Regions from separate parts of the Mus musculus genome. Here region 2 is linked to region 1. A link is a loop called in an ENCODE intact Hi-C map of the cell type or tissue named here. Cell type or tissue: heart. All regions are shown on one strand. Links, peaks and the distances in the headings refer to the core of each region. The heading gives the core; the rest is flanking DNA.

Evidence for each region. Hi-C counts contacts between places; a loop is a spot of excess contacts. Peaks named below come from ENCODE experiments on the same cell type or tissue, not always from the same donor. Only the 100,000 strongest peaks of a DNase experiment are listed, where the experiment ranks them.
Region 2: a loop joins it to region 1, with 3 times the contacts of the local background. A loop is called at or near these places in 11 of 42 quality-filtered maps.

What each region holds. Positions count from the first base shown.
Region 1 is chr15:76,011,145-76,020,774 of GRCm38, forward strand. Iqank1 (IQ motif and ankyrin repeat containing 1) reads left to right here. Exons shown (of 14, transcript NM_001370920.1): 2 at 192-280; 3 at 3,759-3,845. The coding sequence starts at 196. It also overlaps a transcript of Fam83h not described here. Among named protein-coding and RNA genes, the nearest start is that of Iqank1, 6.1 kb to the left of the region's middle. In heart, for the core only: a CTCF peak has its summit at 4,173 (motif pointing left); DNase peaks (open chromatin) are centred at 2,237 and 4,187; H3K27me3 peaks cover 3,658 bases.
Region 2 is chr15:75,936,021-75,945,650 of GRCm38, forward strand. It overlaps Zfp623 (zinc finger protein 623), which reads left to right and starts at 4,932. Exons shown (of 2, transcript NM_030199.3): 1 at 4,932-5,139. In heart, for the core only: CTCF peaks have their summits at 4,844 and 8,492 (motif pointing right); a DNase peak (open chromatin) is centred at 4,941; H3K4me3 peaks cover 2,245 bases; H3K27ac peaks cover 1,501 bases.

The DNA of each region.
Region 1 (9,630 bases), core at 882-8,881:
CCTTCCTCGAGCTACTGGGCACATCCTTAGACCACCAGGGGCGGGCAGGTGGACCAAGAAGCTGGCTGGGGGACATGCTGGAGGTCTATGCTCCTGCTGCATGTTCATCCAGGGCCGGGGCAGTATTCCCACTGCCTTGTTCGCTGCCCTCCTGAATGTACCATCCCTGGACTTTTCCTTCCCACCCCCAGGAGAATGAGCACTAAGAAGGGGGGGCCCAAAGCTGCATCAGGGAAGGGGCAGGCGCTCCTCCCTGGGTCCAAGCTTCGAGCTACTGCTGGTGAGTGCCCCCTCTGACCTCCAGGGCACTACCCCAACACTGACCACGAGACCACTAGGCACACAGAAACCCTTTCTCTCCAAGTGGTTTCCAAGAGATCTTTCAGTTGGGCGTGGAATGATAGATTTGTGACTCAAAGCTCAGATGTCCACTGCACCCCGAACTTCTAGAGCTGGAGAAGGGGTGTGGGTACAGTGCTCAGGAGGGTACAGTGTTAGGGTAAGGAGGAGATTGGAGGGGCAGATAGCTTAAAAAAAATATCGAAGCAGGTCGTTGGTGACGCACACTGCCACCAGCACTCAGGAGGCAGAGGCAGGCGGATCTCTGAGTCTGAGGCCAGCCTGGTCTACAGAGTGAGTTCCAGGACAGCCAGGGTTACACAGAGAAACCCTGTCTGGAAACGACAACAACAGCAACAAAGCAATATTGAGAAAAAGCAGGCCTTGATTCTGAGTTGGGAATCTTCATGCTAAGTGGTTGTCTATTCACCATCCCACAGTCCTGCCTTCCCCTTCAGACTGTTTGTCTGTAAGCACCTCCAGGAAGGATGAAGGGTTACAGCCAGCCTGGGCTGGCTCCTGCAGAGCATCAGAAAAAGGTCTCCCTCGCCCCTGTGCCTACCCTCCTGCAGCCTTTATCGCCCCTCTGCTCTGAGTCCCATTCATTCTGCCACAGCTGTGAACATCTTCCCAGACTGTCTCTTGCACCGAGCTTGCCTGGAGTCTGTACCCGCTGTCAGGGGACCCACCCCAGACCCACACGCAGCCCCACATCTTAGATTCCCTGGGGCTGACAGGCAGTGGTGACTCCACACTACGCTGAGGTGAGATCCTAGTTGCCCAAAATAGCCCCAGCTGCGTCTGAGGCCAGTCTTCCTCCTGGAATGAGGATAATGGGTACCAGCATTGCGTTCTGCCTCTGTGATCTCAAGCCCTGGGCACCAAGCTGCAGTAAACACGGGGCAGGGCGGGTGGACCAGACGGAGAAGTTGTCCAGGATGCTTGGGGTAGGGACTGTTTCTTGGTTCTGATGTTGTCTATCAGCTGTGCACCCGGCCCTCCCCCCCAACACACACCCTACCGCCCTGGACCACTCCTGTAGCTACTTATCCTGGTCCCCTGACACCTCCATCCCCAAGCAAGTTCCCTCCCTCAATGACCTTGCCTACCAAGCATTGGGTGGTCTGGGCAGGCTTGCTGTCCTTCACCCAGGCAACATCCTATGTAGTGAGCACTAGCCCCTCTTGGTGGACAGGCCCACAGACGTTCTACAGCCAACCTGGCTTCCCATCCTTCACACACCTATAAGATGCTTGAGTGTCCACTGTACTGTCACTGCCCGAGCCCCTGCCCCATACCCCTCTAGGCCTTACCTGGCCTTGAGTTTGCAGTGCCTCGAGGCCCTCACTCCGGAGCTGCTCCAGGGCCACAGCCAGCTGCAGCCCCTCCATGTGCACCCAGGCCTGCTCCTCCTGCAGCTGCTGCAGCCACAGCTGCTCCTCCTGCAGCTGCTGCAGCCACAGCTGCTCCTCCTGCCACAGCTGCATCTGCAGCTGGACCTGCCGCCTCCGATCCTCCAGCAGCAGCTGCTCCTGGGCTAGGCACAGCTGGACTTCGTGGAGTCTCAGCAATTCAGGGCCCAGGGCTGGCATGGGGGCCCCAGCTCCACAGCCCTCCATGTGCTCAGGGGCCAGCACCAGCTCGGATCCCAAAGCAATGTCCTGAACTGGCCTCCAGGCTGCCTGTAGCTGCTCTGGCCTGGTGGCCCTGGAGTGTCCCTGAGGAGCCGGCTGAGTGCTGGTCACGTGCTCTGTCGGGGCCACCCCCACCTGGTCCTGAGGGCCCCCTGTGTTGGGGGGCGGGGGCTCAGCCTCAGGGCCCTGCTGCCCAGCTGCCCGCTGGGCCCTGCCCACCCTCTTGCCTCGGGGCTTTCGAGCTCGCCCTCGTTTCCCAGACATGGCCCTGAATCCAGTGCCTCTTTCTCCAGATGTCTGCTCCCCAGGGGCCTGGCTCATCAACTGGCCTGGTTAGGGAGCTCAGAGGACATCCCAGAGGCCACAAGAGGTTGCTTGCTCTCAGCCAGGTTCAGCCCTCTGCTCCCCGCTGTCCCAAGTGGCTGTGCTACCCCTTGGCTGATCTCCGCACCCCGGTAGCAGAGCCCAGGGCCCTGGCTCTGCCTATAGGCCCCACAGGTCCCACTCTGTGGCACTGGGCCACACCAGAGAGTTTATAGAGACTTTGGCGGCACAGTGGCTCACCCTAGCCGAGGAGGCTGACTAACACGCTGACACAGGGTGCGAGACTTTACAGGCCACAGACTTCACTGGCCAGACTGGGAGGGAGACTGAGAAACTGGGGGCGGCTCTCAGTAGCTAAACTGCTGCTTGAGGACTTGCCTGGTCCTGCCTGGGTGTCACCAAGCCCCCCCCCTTTACCCCACCCTCAGTCTCTGGTCGCGGGAAACTCAAACTGGCCACAGAGCCAAGAGCTGCATCCCAAATGCACCAGCCAGCCCTAACTGCCCAGACCCTCACTGGCCATAGGTCATCCCAACCCAGCTGACCACTGGAGCCCCAGGCCTACCCGGACGAACCCTGCCAGACAGGAGTTTGCCAGAGATGAAGGCCCACCCTAGGCCCAGCATGAAGCACTTGGGCCACACCGTGGGCTGGTGAAGACACTGAGCCTTCAAAAGTCTAGATAAAGAAGAGTCTAGCTTGGCTCCTGGGATGGGGTGTGGGACCTGACTACTGCCATGATTGGGAGTCCAGCACCCCCTTTAAATTAAAGCAAGGCCTAAGGGACCCTCACGTGGCCCACCTGTTAGTCCCAGGGGTGGAGCTGAGGGTCCAAGACCAACTCTCATCTGAGGCTTCCTTCCCAGGCCTCCTGTTTCGAGGAGTCGCTCCAGGTGACATCCTCCCCAGTTGCTCCCCAGCCCCAGCCCGCTGACTCACACCCACGCCCAGAGCCTCATCCCAGCCAACTCTGCTTCACTGGCCAGACTGGTTTGCCTGGCCCAGCCCTGCCCAGCACACACACACACACACACACACACACACACACACACTATCCACCCTGCCCCTGCCCAGAAACCCCAGGAGCTGACTGAGAGCTCCAGACAGGTGTCTGGAGAAGAGTAGGAGAAAGGCTTTGCTGAAGGGCTTGGGAAGTGGCAGGGGCATTGTTTGGGTGGGAGACAGCAGGTAGGACTACGAGAGGCATGCTTTTTAGGGGCTTCCACATGCCCAGGCCTGGGGTTTTTGGTTCCAGATACAGGTTGGTTCTTGATAGTAGCAGGTTAAAGGTGTATTTGCTGTTGGAAGACGAGGCTCATTAAAATTGCTGCATGTGCTGGCCTCGTGAGTCCTTCCCTAATAGCCTGGGAACAAGCCTAGCTCATACCCCATAAATGCCATCTGAAGTTGCAGGGCTAAGGAAGAACTCACATCCTTACACCTCTGCTACCTTTCCTTCAGGGAAGCCGAGAGAGAGTCGCCAGCTGCAAAGGAAGGCAAGTCATCCAAGCAAAGGGTCCTTCTCTGAGAACCCCCAGGCCCCTGCAGGTGAGAACCTGGGTGTCCTACATTTGCTGGGGGGGGGCGGTGATGGTTGTGGGACTGGCAGGAAGGGGACCGCCCTGGGCCCAGATATGCATGGTATGCATGAGTGTACATATGCACACGTGTGTACGCACAAACATGCAAAAGCATGCACGCCTACATGTATACATGTGTGCGTGCCCGTATAGTCTATGCAGCAGGCCAGAAACAGGCAGAAAATCCGCCCCCCACCCCCCCATGTCTTGCTAGCCCCTGGCTCCAGTCTGCCTCCCAAAGGTCTCACTGAATCTCCGGCCCTGAGCCTGTCGCCCTCTGGCGGTAGTAAAATGATCCAGCCACAGCTGTGGCTGGGGAGTCCCACCATGAAGTCCAGAGTCCTGTCTGTGCCTGCTTCCTGGGCTCCAGTGCTTAAGGACAGGAGGGCCCAGGTCCGGCCAGCCTGCTCCCTTCCTGCCTCGGGTCCCAGCTCTGTGTTTCCAAGACGCAATTAGGTTAAGACCTCAGTGCCGGGGCCCCCAACCCCATCTTCAGCTGCCCTTCTAACTACTCTCTGGGTGCCTTGACCCCAACACATCTAGCCAAGCTCCTCCAGGCTCATCCCTCCATCCACAATGTTCCCAGTGACTGGTGTCTGGACCCACTTCAGCTGGCCCTGGTGTTCCATACTTTCCCTGCCTGGTTTCTGGGTCTACTTAAGCTTCCGACGCCTATTCTCGTTGGCCACTCTGCCTTGCCTTGCCCTCTGCCTCTCCCTCCAAAGCTGTCTGTGCAACTCTCGGAAAATGCTGCACCCGTGTTGCTTGCGAACACCCATGTCTCCTGGCGAACCTCCGCCCTTCCCCTCCTCGGGTGCTGGGATCAGGAGACCCAGCCTTATCCCGAGGACAGGATGCATGTGAGGTCTGTAGGTTGTTCTAGTGTAGTTGTGTATGCCTAATTCATTGACCTGGGTTCTGCATAGCTCAGGGCCAGACAGTCCGGAGTCTCATCAGAGACGGATGTGTGGGGATGCAGTCTCCAATGGAGACTCAGAGCAGAGGAGATGCCAGATGGGAGGAGCCAGGATCCCTCAGAAGGGCTAGTGCTTGTTGCCCACACTGCATGCACACCACCTCTGTTGTCCCTTGTTCTTGCATATACTGGGAAGACCTTCAGTGGCTGGGCAGGGTAGCCTCAGGAATATTACTGCTGGGGTGCCAGGAGTGCATTTGGGGTTTTCCACCCTTTTTTTAAAAGCCTTATTTATTTAACATATATGAGCATCCTCTGTTGCTGACACACCAGAAGAGGACATCAGATCCCGTTACAGATGGTTGTGAGCCACCACATAGTTGCTGGGAATTGAACTCATGACCTCTGGAAGAGCAGACAGTGCTCTTAACCGCTGAGCCATCTCTCCAGCCCCTATTTGGGGTTTTCTAGAAGAGACCTCCACTCAGTTCAGGCTAATGATGGCCCTTTCACAGCATCTGGTGCTGGCTCAGAGCTGGGCAATGGTGGGGAGCAAGGGTGGGCTCCACCTGCAGCCCAGGCTCCCGGGCTTAGGAGTGGTGGGAAGATGCCGACTCTATCTTCTATGCAGAACGGACAGCTGGCTGCTATCCCAACCTGTTGCTATCCCAGGACTACTCCAAGAGACACTGAGAACATACCATTTTCCAGCCTTTTTTTTTTTTTTTTTTTTTTTTTTTTTTTTTTTGCTGCTCAGCCCTGATCACTATGGCTTTCTGATTACCCTCTGGGCCGTCAGCCAGAACTGATGGCCTGGGAAGAAAGGTGTGTTCGGCAGGGGAAGTCTGGTCCAGGTCAATCTTAGAAGGACGAATGCTGGGATCCAGTCCTCTCCACCACGGCCACTCTGTTCACAGCCTCCTGTCTGGGGTTCATGGGATGGTTATCAGGTGTCCCCAGATTCTAGATCCTCTCTAGGGATGTCACTCCACATGCCACTGTCCCCACAAACCTGTTCCCCACCTTTCCTCAGACCTCCCCTCCCATCCTTGTTTCCAGGGTGATTCCTCTCAGTATTTCCCAGGAGGCCGCCTTCCACTAGCACCCACTTAGGACACACTTCCACACTCCCAGAGCAGTGGATGGCCAAGTGCTCCTAAAGGGGGCCGTGTCTCCCTGCCATGCCTCAGGAACTTCAGGCCTAGCGGAGGTTGATGGCAGTTCATCTGGGTCAAGGTGTATACACCATGTCTGACCCGCCTTACCACCATTCACTCCCGCCCGGAGGCACGGATGAACAGCAGAAGACGGTGTGACACCATGTCTAGCTAGGCCTGGGTTGGGTCAGGGTTGGTGAATGGAGATGCAGATATGACAATCTCTCTCCTAACTCAGGGCGTCTGTGTATGCCCCAGACCTGTGGACTCAAGAGCCCCAGTCCAGATGTTCAAGGACTGTGTTGAGCTGTTTCCCCGTGCTGCAGGGACCATTACCATCAGTGGAGAGTCTTACAATACGCAGTATGCATCCATGCCTGCTATCCAGAAGTCCTGTGGGTTGGCAGCTAGACAGCTACTTTGGCAGGTGGCACAGAGCCTGTTCCTTCTAATGACATTGTGACCAAATCCGGTTTTGTTGTTGTTGTTCCTTCTCCCAGTTTTAAGACCCCTGCCCTCCTAGAGGGCCTCTGCTCTCTTTTCTGAGTAGCAGTTACCCCCCTGCCCCTGTGTACTCCTTGCCTCCATCTCCCTGTGTGCAGACTGGGTCTCTGCGGCCACTGGTGCGCCACCTCTGGCATTAGTCACTTTTCCTGTCGCTCTGACAAAATACCTGACGAAAATCAACTCCAGGAAGGGTTTGTTTATTTATTTATTTATTTATTTAGGGTTATTGTTTAAGAAAATTGCAGTCCATCACAGCAGGGAAGACATGATAGCAAGAGCCCAAGGCAGCTGGTCACGTTTGTAGCCACAGTCGAGGAGGAGTAGAGAGGGATGAATGGGTTGGGCCGCATGGTGGCACATGCCGTTCGTCGCAGCGTTTGGGAAGCAAAGGAAGGCAGATCTCTTGAGTTTGAGGCCAGCCAGGGCTAATAGTAGAGAAACCCTGTCTGAATAAAATAAAATAAAACAAAATAAAGCAAAAACAAAGAGAGGCTGGGGTGACAGGAGAATGCCTGGTGTTCTTTCCCTTTCTCCTTTTCATCCAGCCAGTGACCCTGGCCCATTGTATGTTGCCACCAACATTCAGGGTACATCTTGAACAAACATCTCCAGAAACTACCTCACAGACAACACCCTGGGGTGTATCTCCTGGGAGACCCAAAATCCTGTCAAGCTGTCAAGGTTAACCATCACATTTCCTTGCTGATGAGCAGCCTGACGCCATCCACCCCCTTGACCCCTGCTAAGCATAAACTCAGCACACTGACCTGTTCCGAGGACCAGGGCACAGGCATCTTTTGGGTGCCGTTATTAGGCCTTCCCTGGCCTTCATGAACTATACCCCAACAACAGTGAAGCCGTGAATAGCCGTAGCCCCCGGTTGGAGAGGAGAGTGTACTGTTCTCTGTGCCACACGAGGATCCGCTGTTCTCACTCTTCCTCAGCGCGTAGAAAAGGAGAGAGTGTTTGCCACCTTAGCAGCCAGCTATCAACAGCCAGGAGCGTGCATGGGATCTGCCCAGGAACTGCCTCCTGTGGTCAGCTGATTTCCATCAAAGAGGATTTGCCTTTTGCAGAGGCCAGAGAAGTGGATGTGAACAGGGAAGGAGTGTGGTATCCAGGAAAACGCTTTGTACAGGCTTGCTCCTGGAAGGGAGGAAGTGCCTTGGGTTCTCACTTGGCCCCACCTTCCGTGATGACCCTTGCTCACTGGCCAGTGCTGAGTGGAGTGGGCCACTAAGTCTGCCCATTCCTACATACAGGACACCCCCAGCACACACGCCATTGGAGGCCCCTGCAGTGGGGCCTAGCCACACTGCCACCTGCCCTGACTGCTCTACACACAGGACCGGTTTGCAATCCCACTCTAAACAGAATCAGTTTTGAATCTGTTTATTAGTTCTCACAAGACTTTGGTGGCCTGTTTAGCGTTTTCAGGATCTAAAAGCATGTCATCCCTCCTCTCCAACTTGACGCCGTCCTTACTTTTTTTCTCGCCTGGTTGCTGGGGGGGGGGGGTGTTCAGTTATGGGTTATATAGAAGAGAAACTGCTTTCTTCTCCATAGTCTTTTTTATTTTCATTTTTTTAATTAAAAAATACTTTATGGTGTTTTCCCTGCATATAGGTTTGTGCACCATGTGTCTGCAGAGGCCAGAAGACTGCGATAGATGCCCTGGAATTGGGGTTATAGGTGCTTGTTATCACCTTTTTGGTTGCTGGGAATCAAACCTGAGTCCTCTGGAAGAGCAGCCAGTGCGCTCTTGATGGCTGAGCCATCTTTCCAGCCCCATCTTTTTGATGGTTTAAATAGGGTCTCTCCACATAGCCGTGGCTGTCCCGGCTTCTTTCTGGAAGAGCAGAAATAGCTCTTAACTGTGGCCCCGTTACCTTCTAAGAATTTATTTATTTTTTTATTATTTAAAATTATGAGTATGTCAGGGGTGGCTGTGTGTGTGTGAGGTCCCCACAGAGACCAGAGGCATTGGACCCCTGAGACTGTGTTTGTAGGTCGCAGTAAGTCTCCTGCATGAGTGCTGGGAAACAAACTCAGGTCTTCTGGAAAATCAGTAGGTGCTCCTAACTAACCCTGCTGGGAGAGAGACTTCAAGCTCTTCACTACTCATTGGTCTACCCTACCTCACACCCCTATACGCTTACAGTTACATTTATTTATTTATTTATTTATTTATTTATTTATTTATTTATCTATCTATCTATCTATTTATTTATTTATTTATTTATTTATTTATTTATATTTTTGCAGAAGTGGTAGTATGATCCCCCTTTCATTCCCCCTATTAAAAAGATTTTAGTTTTTACTTTTCAGTTATGGGTATGTATCTTCATTTGTGCGTGCATATACCTGTGCATGAAGGTACCTACAGAGGCCAGGAAAGGGTGGCGGGTTGTCTCTGAGGTCCAAGAGAACGTCCCCTGTGCCCTCAGGCAGCATATGCATGTGGGTGTTGGGTAGTCCTGGCTTTCTTGATGCGGGGGTCCCCATGGCTTTCTTGTGCTACGTATTCTTTCTTCACTTCCTTCTGCCTGGTGTTTTGCCCGTGTTAGAGACACACCAGCTTTCAGCTGTTGCTGTAGAGTTGTTTGTTTCTTCCTTGACACAGAGATTGTTTTTTTCTGTACATTGCTGGTTCACCGTTACATGCATGCATGCGTAGAACTGGCCTGGAGTAAAACTTTTGATTACATAATGCTCCTTTTCCCTTCTTTTAAGCCTTTCTGTGTGTTTATTAGCATATGTTACTCATAGATAATTATATAATAATTGTACATTCTGACTTTGTGCATAAGTATATAATGTATCTTGATCATACACCTTCGTTACTCTCTCTTGTCCCCCTCCCACCTCCACTAATCCCGATCGTCTTTCCGACCAGTCCCCTTCTATGTTCATATGGGGGAGGGGGGACACATTTCACTAGGGTTGCTTATAGGAGTGTGGGTGTGACTATTTACATGTTTACAGGAGCATGGCCACCTTATCAGTGGTTACACTAATGAGTAAAATGTCTCTCTTTTCCCCAGCAGCTATGAACTGACCACAGGTCTCAGGGTGGAGCCTTGTGAGTCCCCTTCCCCCACAGCACCACAGGATGTAAATGGACTCAATCTTGAGCAGGTCTTGTGTAGATATCCTCTGCTGTGATTATGGCT
Region 2 (9,630 bases), core at 1,101-9,100, 75 kb before region 1:
TTTCAGCACCAATAGTTTTGTCTATTTGACACAAGCTAAAGTCCTCTGAGAGGTGGGAGCCTCAACTGAGAAAAAGCCTCCATAAGATCAGGCTGTGTGTGTAGAGTTATTTTAATCCAGCAACAATGGGTGCTCTGGCAAGGGATCACATCCAAAAACCTTCTAGGTCTTGGTGATCCAGATAGAATGACGTACCTTTAATCTCTCTGGCTGGGATATAGACACGCCCTTAGTACTCACCTTTAATCTCAAACAAGGATGTCTAATTGAGAGGCAGACAAACTAATGAATCAAAGATGTGACAGAATGAGTCAGATCTAGGATCCACCCAACTCTCCTGAGAACAGAGGAAAGAGTGGTGCAGAGTCAGGAGGGGAGGGCAGTCCAGTGAGTGCACTTGAGATCAGGCAATGCACAGAGGTTCAGTTGAGCTCAGCTCAGTGTTTGGGGATCAGTCTGGTGCTGCTATGTATTCAAATGCTAACTACTGGCTCCCAAGATCTGGTTGCCCAGATGGGGATCCTTGTGTATACCAAGTGATGCTATGTAAACCTTGCTCCTAAATTTAAAGCTATTGATTAAATAAAATTGGCTACAGGCAATTACTGGGGAGAACAGAAGTAGGCAGAGTTTCAGTTACCAGGCTGGGGGATGCAGGTAGGGACCACAAGGGGTAAGGAGAGAAGAGAAGGAAAAAGGAGGGCAGGAGAAGGAAGACAGAGAGGACAAAAAGTCTCCATTAGACATGAGGGACCAGGAGCATGTGACATAAGTGAAATGGATCCCGAGCACATGGTGATGGAACAGAAATAACCCAGGGAGACTCAATTTGCAAGTACCTGAGAACACAGCTGGGGTATTAACTGTCTAGCTCTGGGGTCAAAATAGACTAGGGTTAATTCCCCCAGTACTTGTGCCAAGGCTAAATAAATAAATCATAGTTTGAGTCTCATTCATTTGGAAGCTAATGGGGTAGAAATCATTCAATTACTTCACAGTCCAGTTCAGTGAAGTTAAGTTCGGTTCTGCTTGGTGCAGTTCAGCTGAGTGCAGTTGAATGCAGTTCAGTTCATGTAATCCAGAGGCATTTTTTTTTCAAGCACAGCAATTCAGTGAGAAGCCAAGAGAAGCCATCTTAAGTCAGTCAGCTTGGAGAGGGGTTTGAACCAGAAGAGCTGAGTTGAACCAGCCAGCCATAGTTCAAAAAGAACTAGAAAGTGAGAGCCTATTCAGCAGTAAGCCTCTGAGACAACAATTACATCTGTTGAATAAACATCACTTTTACATGCATGTAAGCTTGTAGGGCATTTTCTTAGTGATTGATGGGGGAAGGACCCAATCCATTTTAAGTGGTGCCATCCCAGTGCTGATGGTTCTGAGTTCTATAAGAAACATGACCAAGCCATGTTGAGCAAGCCAGTAAGCAGCATTCCTCCTCCATGGCCTCTGAATTATCTCCTGCCTCCAGGCTCTGGTCTTGTTTCAGTTCCAGTCCTGACTTTCTTCAGTCCTGAACACTGCTGAGGAAGTGTAAGCCAAATAGACCCTTTCTTCTCCAACTTGCTTTTCCGTTATGGGCTTTCATCGAAGCAGTAGAAACCCCAAGACAAATTGGTACCAGAATTGTGGGGTGTTTCTGTGACAGATAATGCTGTTTGGGGAAGGGCTGTTAAAATTGTTTAATGCTTAGTGAGCTGTTCTGTAAGAGTTTGGGACATAAGGCTGTTGAGGGCAGTGCCGAAGATGGAGCCCTGCCTTGGTAAGTATCAGAGTGAAGCTCCAAGATTCCATTGGGACCATTTGTTATTTTTGAATTAAGATTCTGGGATTCCCCATCAAAATTCCAACTCAATTCTTCAACGAATTAGAAAGGGCAATCGGCAGATTCATCTGGAATAACAAAAAACCTAGGATAGCAAAAACTCTTCTCAAGGATAAAAGAATCTCTGGTGGAATCACCATGCCCGACCTAAAGATGTACTACAGAGCAATTGTGATAAAAACTGCATGGTACTGGTATAGTGACAGACAAGTAGACCAATGGAACAGAATTGAAGACCCAGAGATGAACCCACACACCTATGGACACTTGATCTTTGACAAGGGAGCTAAAACCATCCAGTGGAAAAAAGACAGCACTTTCAACAAATGGTGCTGGCACAACTGGCTGTTATCATGTAGAAGATTTCGAATTGATCCATTCCTATCTCCTTGTACTAAGGTCAAATCTAAGTGGATTAAGGATCTCCACATAAAACCAGAGACACTGAAACTTATAGAGGAGAAAGTAGGGAAAAGCCTCGAAGATATGGGTACAGGGGAAAAATTCCTGAATAGAACAGCAATGGCTTGTGCTGTAAGATCGAGAATCGATAAATGGGACCTCATAAAATTGCAAAGCTTCTGCAAGGCAAAAGACACCGTCAATAAGACAAAAAGGCCACCAACAGATTGGGAAAGGATCTTTACCTATCCCAAATCGGACAGGGGACTAATATCCAATATATATAAAGAACTCAAGAAGGTAGACTCCATAAAATCAAATAACCCCATTAAAAAATGGGGCTCAGAACTGAACAAAGATTTCTCACCTGAGGAATACCGAATGGCAGAGAAGCACCTGAAAAAATGTTCAACATCTTTAATCATCAGGGAAATGCAAATCAAAACAACCCTGAGATTCCACCTCACACCAGTCAGAATGGCTAAGATGAAAAATTCAGGTGACAGCAGATGCTGGCAAGGATGTGGAGAAAGAGGAACACTCCTCCATTGTTGATGGGATTGCAAGCTTGTACAACCACTCTGGAAATCAGTCTGGCGGTTCCTCAGAAAATTGGACATAGTACTACCGGAAGATCCAGCAATACCTCTTCTGGGCATATATCCAGAAGATGCCCCAACCGATAAGAAGGACACATGCTCCACTATGTTCATAGCAGCCTTATTTATAATAGCCAGAAGCTGGAAAGAACCCAGATGCCCCTCAACAGAGGAATGGATACAGAAAATGTGGTACATTTACACAATGGAGTACTACTCAGCTATTAAAAAGAATGAATTTATGAAATTACTAGGCAAATGGATGGACCTGGAGGGCATCATCCTGAGTGAGGTAACCCAATCATAAAGGAACTCTCACAATATGTACTCACTGATAAGTGGATATTAGCCCAGAAACTTAGGATACCCAAGATATAAGATATAATTTGCTAAAAACATTAAACCCAAGAGAACGAAGACCAAAGTGTGGACACTTTGCCCCTTCTTAGAAATGGAAACAAAACACCCATGGAAGGAGTTACAGAGACAAAATTTGGAAGTGTGACGAAAGGATGGACCATCTAGTGATTGCCATATCCAGAGATCCATCCCATGATCAGCTTCCAAACGCTGACACCATTGCATACACTAGCAAGATTTTGCTGAAATGACCCAGATATAGCTGTCTCTTGTGAGACTATGCCAGGGCCTAGCAAACACAGAAGTGGATGCTCACAGTCAGCTACTGAATGGACCACAGGGCCCCCAAATGGAGGAACTAGAGAAAGCACCCAAGGAACTAAAGGGAACTGCAACCCTATAGGTGGAACAACAATATGAACTAAGCAGTACCCCGGAGCTCTTGTCTCTAGCTGCATATGTATCAAAAGATGGCCTAGTCGGCCATCACTGCAAAGAGAGGCCCATTGGACTTGCAAACTTTATATGCCCCAGTACAGGGGAATGCCAGGGCCAAAAAGGGGGAGTGGGTGGGTAGGGGAGTGGGGGGGGGTATGGGGACTTTTGGTATAGCATTGGAAATGTAAATGAGCTAAATACCTAATAAAAAATGGAAAAAAAAAGATTCTGGGATTCAGGTTAGCTGAGGCTGAAGAATCAGCTGTAATGAACAAGATACCAGGACTACTAAAGTGAAACCTTTGCTTTGCTGTGATACTCGATGCTGGTCAGCTACAGCTGAAGAATTAGTAGTGATTAAGAAGAAACTAGCATCATTGAGGTAAAAACTTTCTAAGTATTTCCTAAGAGCTACACAGAAGCTGTGTTCCAGAAGCAGCCAAGGTTGTCCCTCATGCTGGCAGCTGAACTTGGTAGCATAAGAGTCACCCAGGTGGTACTTACTGGTTTTGAAGACATGAACAGTTCATGGAGGGCAGCTGAGGCTTGGCACTGTGCAGTTTCAGTGGCAGATTTTTTAAAAACAGGATATAAAATATAGAGATAAACCCACACAATTTTTTTTTTTTTTTTGTTAAGACCTAGATGACTCTTAAGGTTGTACCTTCCACGAGGCTGAAGAGATTCCTTGGGGTTAAGATCAAGCAGTTGGTTGGTGCTCTTCCAAAGGATCCTGGTTTGATTTCCAGCACCCACATGGCAGCTAAGAACTGTGTCTATAATCCCATTTCCAGGAGAATATAATGCCCTCTTCTGGCCTCCAGGAGCACCAAGCACACATATGGTGAACAGACATACACACATGCAAAACACTAAAACACACAATAAAATAAAGTTCTGCCTCCATCAGTGAGTGAGCTTGGCATTCTAGGCTCACACCTGACTTTGCAAAGTTGTAAAATAAACTGCCTCGATTTCACTACTCTGAGTCTCCAGTGGTTTATTACAAAGATGTTGTGTCATAGGCACAGCGGCTCAAAGTTGTCTTTCCACCATAGGCATACACACATAAGATAATGATAAAGATGTTCTAAACGCTCAAAGCTAAAACCAAAAGCTACATACAGAACCATCACTAACAACCAACAAGAAATCTTTACTAAAAGCTCTCTAAAGAGCCTGCCTTTCCCAGCTCTTCCAGGGAAGTCTGACGACATCTACTGCCTAGCTTCGCCGCTAATCCCACACCCACGTGCGCAAACAGGGCTCTCAGCCACCGCGTCTGCGCACTGGGTCCTCCGGCTGACCGCAGGAATCTGGCCCGGAAGTCTGTGACAGGGAGACGGCCCCGGCCCCCATTCTTATCCTAGAGTGCCTACGGATGTCCTCCGGGCGGAGCCTCGGGCAGTTTCCGGCCGGGGCGTGCGGCAGCGGTGCGGGCTTTGTGGCCGCCCGGGGTTACCCGCCTGGATGCTGCTCGGCTTGGTTCCGCGCCGTCCTCTCGCCGCCGAGCTCCGGGTGAGTGAGGCGGAGCGGCTCGCGCGGGTGGGCGGGCTCGTGACCGGCGGGGCTCAGCGAGTTGGTTGGTGTCCCGGGCCGGCTGCACTTCGCTTTGGCCTCTGTCCGTAGCTCCTCGCTTGGTTCGGGCCGGAGCCTTGCGTCTCCTCGCCGAGCTGCGGGCGGTAGATGCATGGACCGATCGTCCGCAGACATCGAGGCCCTCGAGGGTTGCACACTCGGCCTCGGCGCCTGCAGGTCGGGCCCCCGGATGGCTGCTTGAAGGCTAAGCCGCTCAGGTGATGGAATGCAGGTGCGCGCCACGCTGCTCTTCGGCTTGGACCTTGCCCTCCTGCCTTCTGCCTTCCCTCAGTCCTTTCGGCCTCTGTCCGAGGGGATGCAGTGCAGGCACCCCAGTGCTTCAGGGGTTGAAGATAATATGTGTGTTGGACAGAATCAGCTCCGTATGTCATGAAGGAGGATTCTTAGGTGGGGTGAGGTGTCATACAAGCTGTTCTATTCCATGAAGTGTCTGAGTCAACGTCTATGACATCTCTGTGATAATGCCAGGGACATTTAGTCCTCTTTGCACCCGGCCCCACCGTGGTCCAGGAGTCCCCAGGGCTTGAGTGCTATGCTAGAGGTTTCCCGGGATATTAGCAGAAGAACAGTTCTAAACTCAAGTAGTTTTCCAGGTGGAGAGCTGATATTCACAATCGCCCTGTGCTCTTCTAGACATCGTTCCTTTGAGACCCATTACAATGAAAGAAACAAATGTCTTCTGATCACGAAGAAATCAGACTCCCCATGCCCCTCGCGCGCGCGCGCGCACACACACACACACACACACACACACACACACACAAACAAACATATACACATCAAGTTTTAAGGCAGAGAGCAGACCTTTGTTCCTGTCACGGATGTGGCATTGTATCTGTTTTAATACTTGGCATAATGATGGCATTCTTTTTTCATATGGGAGGTATAGAGAAACCTCACAAGCCAACACATGCAGCTATGGACACTCCTGGAGCCTTGGGGGTGGATTTCTGGTTCTGGAATGCGTTGGAGGATGATATAGAGAGAGGGTAGACCTGGGAAAGTACCCCCACTCCCCTACAAGACTTATGGTCTGATCTGGAAGTGGACGGGATGCCAGAGAAGCAGTGGGCTAGAACAAAGTGGTGTCTCTGAAGTAAATCACAGAGCCCTCTGACTGCTCTGTTGGCTTATGGAAAATGGCTGCTAAAAGGCCCTGGGCTTGTTAGGAAAAGAAGACTGTTTGTGTCAGCAGGATCCTTGTATGTAGGGGCTAGAGGTAGAGGTTGGAATAGGAGTCCTAAGAGAGCAGCCAGTCACTCGCTCTATTCTTTTTGACCTCAAATAGCATGCCTTGCACACACAGCACCCAGCTACCTCCACAGCTGCAGTGGCACATCCACAGGTTGTCAGGGACACCATGTCGAGGCCCGCCCGCCTGGTTATTCCCAAGGCTGCAGAGATGCAAGCTTTCCTGCTCCTGTTTTTCTTTATGTGTATGGGTGTCTAATGTTGGTTTTTATTCTCCTGATGGAATTGTTGTCTCTAAGGTTTACTGCCTCCATCTCCTAGCTTGCTAGTCCTGGAAGCTTCTAGCCTCTGTCCAATCTAATCTAGGCCTAAACTTGTTTTCAGCCCCTGAGACTTGCTGCTGAATAAGCTCATCCCTTCTGGTTCTTTCTGGAATCTTCTGGCTGGTTTAACTCAGCTGTTCTGTATCAAACTTGTCTCCCAGCTGACTCACTCAGTCTGGCTTCTGAATTGCTCTGCTTGGCCTCCAACTAAGTCTGGTACTCTGTTCTAATCTTCTGGCTCGTTCTCTCCTCAAACTGTCTGTAAAACTGCCTCTCTTCTTTCTCTAGACTGCGGGCCCCTTAAGTGGCTTCCCTTTCTTTTCTCTTCTAGTAAGAGTTGGTATATCCTGTTCTGTCAAATCTTTCTTGATTTGTCACCTTGTCCGCCTCTCAATCAGACATCACTTCCAAACATGGGTGCTTCCTTGTACAAACTATCTTTGCCTTCATTGTTTGGGATTAAAAGTGTGAACTAAGGGTGTGTCTGTAGTCCAGCCAGAAGGATTAAAGGTGTGTGCTAAGGGCTGAGCTAACAGTATCTTGGTGTTCACTGTGTGATCCTATCTTGCAGCATGGGTGTTTTGCCTGCTTGTTAGTCTGTCCATCATGTGTGTACCTGGTACCCTCAGAAGCCAGAAGAGGGCGTTGTATCCCCTAGAATTTGCGTTACAGAGTTGTGAGCGGCTATGGGGTTCTGGGGAACTTGAACCCGGGTGCTCTGGAAGAGTAGTCAGTGCTTTTAACTGCTCAGCCATCTCTAGCTGCCGAGTTGTAAGAGTCACCGAGAGGCACACATGATTCTAAGCTCTTCTTGTAAACAGCTGCAGGCTTGTGTCCAGGTAGCGTAGTCATTCTAAGTCTGATATAAGGGGCTGAGGTGCAGCTCACTGGTAGAGCACTTGCTTAGCATGCATAATATCCCGAGTTCCATCCTTAGCACTCCATAAAATAATAAAAGTCAGAAGGTATCGGTGGTTTCTAAAACGTGAGCGTATGCAGGTCCTTGCCAAACCCTGTGGCTGGCTGGGTTGCCTTGAACTTCCTTATACTGAATGCCAGTGAGACTCTGGTGCCACGGGCTGGCAGCACTGCCTTGCTGTAGCTTTAGGGGTTCTGAAGCTTCAGGCTTGCATGGAGCAGAGCAGAGCACTGGCCCCTGAGAACAGCCAGCTCTTAGAAGGGGTGATGGGAAAGGTTGAGCTCAAGTGTTGTCTTGGTTAGGGTTTCACACTGTGAACAGACACCATGACCAAGGTAACTTTTGTAAGGGACAATATTTAACTGGGGCTGGCTTACAGGTTCAAAGGTTCAGCCCATTATCATCAGGGTGGGAGCATCTAGGCAGGTATGCAGGAGCTGAGAGTTTTCTGTCTTGTCCCAAAGGCAAATAGGAGAAGAGTACTATCTTCCAGGCAGCTAGAACAAGGGTCTCTTAAAGCCCACCCCCACGGTGACACACTTCCTCCACAAGGCCACACACACCTCCTAATAGTGCCACTCCCTGGCCAAGCATATTCACCACAACTGTCTAGTAAGTGACTCAAGTGTTCCTGCTAATTCACCTACATACTTGGGGAAGAATGGTGGTAGGAGGGGATTGGAGAGCCTTGAAGGTTTTAAAATAGAAAGTCACCATTTCATTTATGCTTTGAAAGGGTCAGCCTGCTGGCTTTGTAGAAAGGCCGTGGAGGAGGAGAGTGTGAAGACAGGTTAGAAGACTGTCACCCTGGTGCCTTGAGAGACACCAGTAGAGGGAGCATTGAGGTTCTGAGACAGGAGCAGGGTGCAGGATAATGGCCTGGCCTACAGGTCAGAGAGCGCATAATAATACATAATACATAATAAATAATATCTTTTTTTTAAAAAAAAAGTAACAGAGGAGAGGAGATGTAAGATAAACTCAGTGACCATTGAGTGTCATTGTGGAGAGGAGAGACAGTAACTGGAGAGGAACTAGAACTTGGGAAGTTAGCTTGGTATTCATGTTCTTTGAGATAGGAAATTGGGACGTTCCCCAGAGTGCTTGAGACTAGATAAGTGTACCATTTAGTTGTTTGTTTTTCTTTTTTAAGATTTATTTATTATTATATCTATGTACACTGTAGCTGTCTTCAGACTTACCAGAAGAGGGCATCAGATCCCATTACAGATGGTTATGAGCCACCGTGTGGTTGCTGGGATTTGAACTCAGGACCTTTGGAAGAGCAGTCAGTGCTCTTACCCGCCCCATCTCTCCAGCCCCCCATTTAGTTTTTTAAAGTGAGATGCTGATGCTCCACCTACAGGATGTCAAAGGCCTCTTGTTCCCTACTGTGTCACTTCCAGCTTGCTTTCCCCAGTTAGTGGAAGAACTCGCATTACTGTGTGCTGACTTGGAATGGCAGGCTAGAGGAGCAGAGAGGTTTTTATCTCAAGAGGGAGGGCGCGGTGGCTTGATGAGATGGGATGGGAGAAGGCCTAGAGCAAGTGGAGGTGAGGACCTTCTTCAGGTTAAGTACAGCTTGATTCCTGAAACCAGAGGGAGGAAGGCTGATGGGAACGCAGGTCAGTGGTGGAAGTGGCCATTCCTGTCTCCCTGCCTTTCCTCTCACTGAAGTAAGGGTTAAGGGGTAGGAAAAAACATTAGATATTTTAAATGCTTATTTTATGCATATGAGTGTTTTACCTCTGTGTGTCTGTGTGTGTTCGTGTGTGTCTGTGTGTGTGTGTGTGTGTACCACATGTGGTCCTGGTGCCCACAGAGGTCAGAATGTGGCATCAGATCCCCTGGAGTCACAGACAGTTGTGAGCTCCCATCGGTTTGTGGGCTGGGAACCTGGGTCCTCTATGAGAACAGCAAGTACCCTCAACCTCTGAGCTGTCTCTAGAGCTCTAGTGATGGATTAAAAAGAAGAGT